2 separate regions of the Mus musculus genome follow, and region 2 is linked to region 1. The links are chromatin loops, found by intact Hi-C in ENCODE. Cell type or tissue: heart. All regions are shown on one strand. Links, peaks and the distances in the headings refer to the core of each region. The heading gives the core; the rest is flanking DNA. Region 1 overlaps Mapkap1 (mitogen-activated protein kinase associated protein 1). Region 2 holds the start of Mapkap1 (mitogen-activated protein kinase associated protein 1).

The links. Hi-C counts contacts between places; a loop is a spot of excess contacts. Peaks named below come from ENCODE experiments on the same cell type or tissue, not always from the same donor. Only the 100,000 strongest peaks of a DNase experiment are listed, where the experiment ranks them.
Region 2: it touches region 1 in a loop (2.0-fold over the local background); 3 of 42 quality-filtered maps call a loop at or near these places.

What each region holds. Positions count from the first base shown.
Region 1 is chr2:34,518,347-34,521,257 of GRCm38, forward strand. Mapkap1 (mitogen-activated protein kinase associated protein 1) reads left to right here. Exons shown (of 12, transcript NM_177345.4): 6 at 327-503. Among named protein-coding and RNA genes, the nearest start is that of Gm34178, 55 kb to the right of the region's middle. In heart, for the core only: a CTCF peak has its summit at 1,394 (motif pointing left); no DNase peak of the experiment used is centred there.
Region 2 is chr2:34,405,679-34,408,589 of GRCm38, forward strand. Mapkap1 (mitogen-activated protein kinase associated protein 1) reads left to right here and starts at 1,173. Exons shown (of 12, transcript NM_177345.4): 1 at 1,173-1,576. In heart, for the core only: no CTCF peak of the experiment used is centred there; a DNase peak (open chromatin) is centred at 1,143; H3K4me3 peaks cover 1,924 bases; H3K27ac peaks cover 1,751 bases.

The DNA.
Region 1 (2,911 bases), core at 221-2,720:
CTTTGTTTGCCAGTGTATTCTGTAGTGCTGTACTGGAGTGCTTACTCCCCCTCTGTATTATGAGCTTCCTTTGAGCCAACATTAAATCTCACTTTTCATCTCAAGGACTTAGTTCTAGGTCTTATCTCTAATAAGTGTCCAGTGAATGTTAGAGAAATGACACGTGTGAAAAAGATACTTTTGTCTTTTTAACAAGTGTTAGGGATGCTCAGCATATCCTGGACTGAGGGTAGAGAACAGCAGGGTTGATGTGCTGGCTGGGCCATACTGTCTGGTTACATGTCCCTTCCTGCAGCACTCACTTGCCTTTATGGTTTTGTTTTCAGTGACAATGTCAGTGCCTACTGCCTGCATATTGCTGAGGATGATGGGGAGGTCGACACGGATTTTCCGCCACTGGATTCCAATGAGCCCATTCATAAGTTTGGCTTCAGTACTTTGGCCCTGGTTGAAAAATACTCCTCTCCTGGTCTGACCTCCAAAGAGTCGCTCTTTGTTCGAATGTGAGTACTTCCTTGGTGTGTCACCTGACCTTCTAGCCTTGTTTATCAGGGGAATTATGTGTGTTACCTGGAACATCTGCTCACCTGGTTACTTGCAGAACAATTTGGGAACATGTGCATTGCTGTTTTGTGCTTCTGTACCTAGGACATGTGCAGGACATGTGCAGCCTGTGATAGATCTGGGAACAGCATGTCTACAGATGTCACCTCTGTGAGCAGTGGTGACTAGGAGCCTGGGAAGGAGTATCTGGGTTTGCCCCTTTCTAATCAAGGACACCAGCCTAAATGAAAATGCATATTGTGGCCATTTTTCTATTGTGACTTAAAATACTTTTCTCTCCAACTGGTTCAGACTCTCTTTGTTTTTCCTCTGTTGCCTTCCATTAGACTCTGCCTGCTCTGTGCTTCTGTCAATCTGGGAAAGCCTTAAAACATCATTCTCAGAAAAGTATGTGTACGTACATAAAATAAAATTCATTGGAATATAAAAAGACTCTCTTATATTGAAAATCAACAGATCATTAAATAACTCTATATGTAATGTTATATCTACCTTTATTAATAGATTGCCTAACAAGACCCAAGAGGGGTTCCAACCATCGCTCTTAAAGCCTGTTGATTCAGAGCAGCAATGAGTCTAAGTATTGCTGCCTCAGGAGTCTGCACTATTTGTAGCAGACAGTGGTGTTGCTAAGATGTCTGCGCATCATCTGCAGCAGCAGCTCATTCAGCTCTGAATTGTTGCTTCCACTTTCCATTGAGGAATGCTAAGGCCTGCAGGTGGGACCCGTGCAGCTGCGGGTGAGCCTAACCTAAGTGAGGCTAACCTACACCTCTAATCTCCCTCTCCTGGCTATCTCCTGGGATTAATAGTGATCCCTTTGGCACCCCCTGCTGTTTGAAACCAGCAAACTCTCGTAGTCCTCATGAGAGATTGCGCTGAAGGAGCTCCTCCTGTCCCTTTCAGACAGACTCCTTTGTCTGAGACTTAGGAAGATTGGATTGTGCAGCATGCGATGTGTGAGAATTCTAGGTCTTTCTCCCCTTGAGCAGGAATAGACTCAGGTGCCAGGGGTGAGCTGGGAGCAGCCTCTCCAGCCTCACCAGTGGCTGCCTCATGTCTGCTCTCAAGTCAGATTTGATCTACAAAAGAGCATTATTTTCCCTCCCATTTTCATTTCTGAGGTGCAAAAACAACAGCTTTACAGAACACCTAGAATAATTTTAAATTACATAGTTTTTAAAATAATTTAAAAGTTATGAAGTGATTCTGCCTTCCTAATAAAACTGAGATAACCCTCACATGGACCCATGCATACATACACAGGTGAAACCAGAGGCCAGTACCTTTTTCAGTTGCTTTTCCACCTTAGGCTTAGACAATATCTCAAAAAACCTGGCCCTTAAAATTTTTTGTCTAGGTAGGCTGGCCAGAGAGCTCTCAGGATCTGCCTGTGTTGGTCCATGTCCTCACCCCCACCCCAGATGTGCACCACTGTGTCCAGCGGCAGGCATTTCACACATGGAACAGCTCCTCAGGCTGTCTGATTCCTGTAACCATTTCCAAGGATATAGCAATTACAATTTCATTTGTGTGTTACATTATATTTGCCTAACACTGTAATAGTGTTACGTGTTTCAATACTCTTAATTCCTGTAATCTATAGTTACTTTGTGCCAGAAATCTAGATGGAGACATCTTCTAGGCAGAGAAAAATCTTATTTTCTCATGAAGATCACTACCTAATAAGAACACAGTTGTTAAAAAAACGAAAAACAACAAGACCAAAACCATAAATGTGTTAAGCACCTAAGCATGAACACATGAGGTGCACAGAGTACTGGGCTATCTGCTGGGTTTGGATTTTCTTAAGTAACGACAGTCTTCTGGATTCCTGTGTCCTGTTGAAGTACTTCTTAGGGTCATTGCCTTTAAGTAAGCAGGGTTGTTAGTCAGTGCGTACAAATTAATATTTGTGCTGAGACCTGAACTCAGGACAATATGTGAGGTGAGTGTTCCACTACTGACTTATTCCTCAGCCCAAATTCTGACTTCATTTTCAAGCAGCCTTCTGAAAGATGTACCAACTTAGAAGAAAAGCATCAAGAAACTGCCTTTTTTCTCAGGTGTCTGATGAAATAGTGCAGACTATTTACTCTGTGTGTGTATTGGGCTGAGTGGCCTCCCACCTGCCTATCTGGTCCACATTCTAAGCCTGGGAGACCTTTAGTTAGGAGTCTTCAGAGACATGTCTTGTTTGTGTCAGCAAAGGGAGAAGAGCTTAGCTCCTCCTTTTTGTTTCCTTCCTTTCTTCCTCCCACCTCTGTCTCCTCTAGCAGGAAAAACCCTGAGCTGAAGGTGTTAGGAAAATAGGCTTGACAGTAAGTAGTAAACTAAGGAGCCAACT
Region 2 (2,911 bases), core at 157-2,656, 110 kb before region 1:
ACTGTGAACCCCACGGTTGTGTTACTGAAAAAACCTGTTTTTAGTTGTGGTGTGGCTCAGCCCTTAGCTCACACCTTTAATCCCTCTGGTTGGAATACAGATGTGCCCTTAGTACACACCTTTAATCGCAAACAATGAAGGTAAAGTTAGTTGGTAAATGGAAGCAAGCAGCCATGTTTGAAAGTGATGTCTAATTGAATGACAAAGTGATGCATCAGAAAAAGATTTGACAGAATAGGATATACCCAACTCTCAAGAGAAGAGGGAAGGAGGCAGTTTTACAAGGAGAGTTTGATACAGACAGGTTGAAGAGAGAACAAGCTAGACACAGGTGAAGATAGAATGAGCCAAAGAAAAAGAACCAGGGGATTAGAACAGGTTGCTTAAATTAGAATGAAGCCTAGCAGAGCAATTCTGTCAGAAACTGAGTGGAGCCAGATTGAATCAGTCAGCTTGGAGAAAAGTTTGAGCCAGAATCGCCAGTCCGAGATCAGAAAGTACTAGAAAGGATGATCGTATTCAGCAGCAAACATTTCAGGCTGAAAACATTCTAGGCTTTGATTAGATTCAATGGAGGCTGAAAAATTCCAGGACTAGGTCTAGGTTAGCAGACTGAGATAGTAAGCCTCCAGACGACAATTACTACAGAACGACAGGAGAATAAGTTACAATTACAGTGTCCTACTGTGGCTGAGCACTCGATGGACATTTCATCTGTGCACCATGGCCACTTGTGAGAGTTTCTGTATTAACCATTGTCCACTGCAGTAAAAAAACAAAACAAAATAAAACAAAAAAATACCCAAACTTCTCTGATTAGGTGTGAGAGCGTCACTAATCTGGGTTTAGATAGTAATTTAAAAAGCAGTTTGATACTATGTCCATGTAGCAAATAATAGTTGCAGTGAACTCTTCTTTCTGATATGGCGGTTAAGATGAAGACTTTTCCCTGTAAAAGTAAGACGTAGCTTACAGAGATCCTTACACTTGAAGGTAAACAGAAGTTGGTTAACCTGCTCCAGAAACGGCCAAGGGCAGCACGCATGCGCAACCACCCACCAGTTCCCGCCCCTTGTCCCGCCCCCGGGAGGCAGCGACTTCTCGTTCCTGGCTCTGGGGCTTGCGCACTGCGTCCCCAGCCAAAGGCGTCTTGCAGATCGGGGACTTCCGGTACGCGGGGTACGGTTCCGGGTCGTGGCGCGGCTCTGGGTAACAGGGCTGCTGTTGCCGGCCGGCGGCGGCGGGGTCATGAGGGCGTGCCCGGGGCGCCAGGGCCGAGTGGGCCGGTAGGACTGCCGAGGACTTCGTAGGCGCTGGGTTCGGTGCAGGGGCCGGGAGGCGTGGGGGAGTCGGGACCTCCCTCAGGGACGTGTCCCGGGCGAGGCGGCCTGTAGTGTGGGAGCAGCTTCAGGTAAAGGTTGCCCCAGCCGTCGCCCCCTCGCCCGCGGGACCCTCCGACCTCTCAGCACCCCGCTGCCGTCGCTGCCCAGCGGCGCCCGTTGGGGCTGTGCTCGGTGGCCTGGGAACATCGGTTTCCTTGCTCTTCCTGAGCCTGACAGCTGGGTGTGTGACTTAGGTGAGGAGAGACTTTGGACCTGGTTGTGCGGGGGCGGGGGAGGGGGCAGTCCTTGGCTCTGGCGGTTTCGGGTCTCGGAACTCTGCAAGGTCCGGTGCCCAAGTTCCATCCTGTGAAATCAACTTTTCAAAGCATTGCCAGGGCAGTCCTGAAACGGTCCCACTGATTGTTTATATCCCGAGAGCGCTGCGGGGAACTTGGAGTCCGTTTTTCTGTTTATGGGAGTGACAAGGAATGGTGAAGTTGCGGGGGCCGTGGGGGGGGGGTTGGGAAGAAGAAAAGATTATAGTTTAAAGAAGTGTATAACTCAAGCCAGAAGCTCTAAGATGAAACAGGGACCTCACAATTTGTTACAGCTTCCAATGAATGACCGCAGTATTTGAAACTGTCACTGTTCCCAACTCTGTGCAAAGCACCATGTTTATTACAAACCCCCAAAGGGCCGAGTTCAAAACCTTCCCAGGTGTAAACAGGAACGTGTACAGACACATCAGTTGATGAGGTCGGCCTTCGCAGGACTCACAGAAAGGATGGGTCCCTATTGTGCACAACCACCAGGGCAGAAATAAAGTGCGTTACTCCTATGTTTAGGAGCCACCCAAGCTGCAGTGACAAATCTTGCTCAATGCTATTTGCCCCCATCTTTTTCAGTCACACCCCTTCAAGCTTACTGGACGCTAGGGAGGGGCATGCCAGGTGTCCCTTTCCTTTAAGCTTTGCTCATATCTGCCTTCTGCTACTAAATGTGAATAGTGCCTGCGACGCCTCTATAATCTTGTGGCTCTCTGCTAGTGTTTAACAGCTAACCTTTTAAAAGTCCCTGCTATGGGCCTTTCTTCTGGATAAGTAGGATCTCACATCATTTTTGATTTGTTCTCACATAAACTTTTTTTTTTCCTCACCCTGTCCTGCCTAGACACTTCCTATGTTTTGATTTCTATTGCTAATGCTTCCCATGGTCCAACTGATGGTGGTCTCACTCAGCCAATTAAGGACAATCCCAGCTTTGAATGAGTGATTCATTGACCCTCCCATTTTTAAGAATTATTTTAAATATGTATGTGTGTCCATGTGGGATTTGTTTGTGTACATGTGAGGGCAGTTGCCTACAGTGGTCAGAAGAGCCAAAGAGCGTGTCAGATCCCCTAGGACTGGAGCCGTTGGTGCTGTGAGCGGCACATTGTAGGTGCTGGGAACTGAACTTGGGTACTGCACAAGAGCAGTGCTGGTTCTTAATTGCTGAACCATTTCTCCATCCCCTGGGAATGATTTCTTCCGGAAAACCCTATAAGCGCCCCTTATTTACAGTCCCTTAGCAAGCATTCATTGTGCATG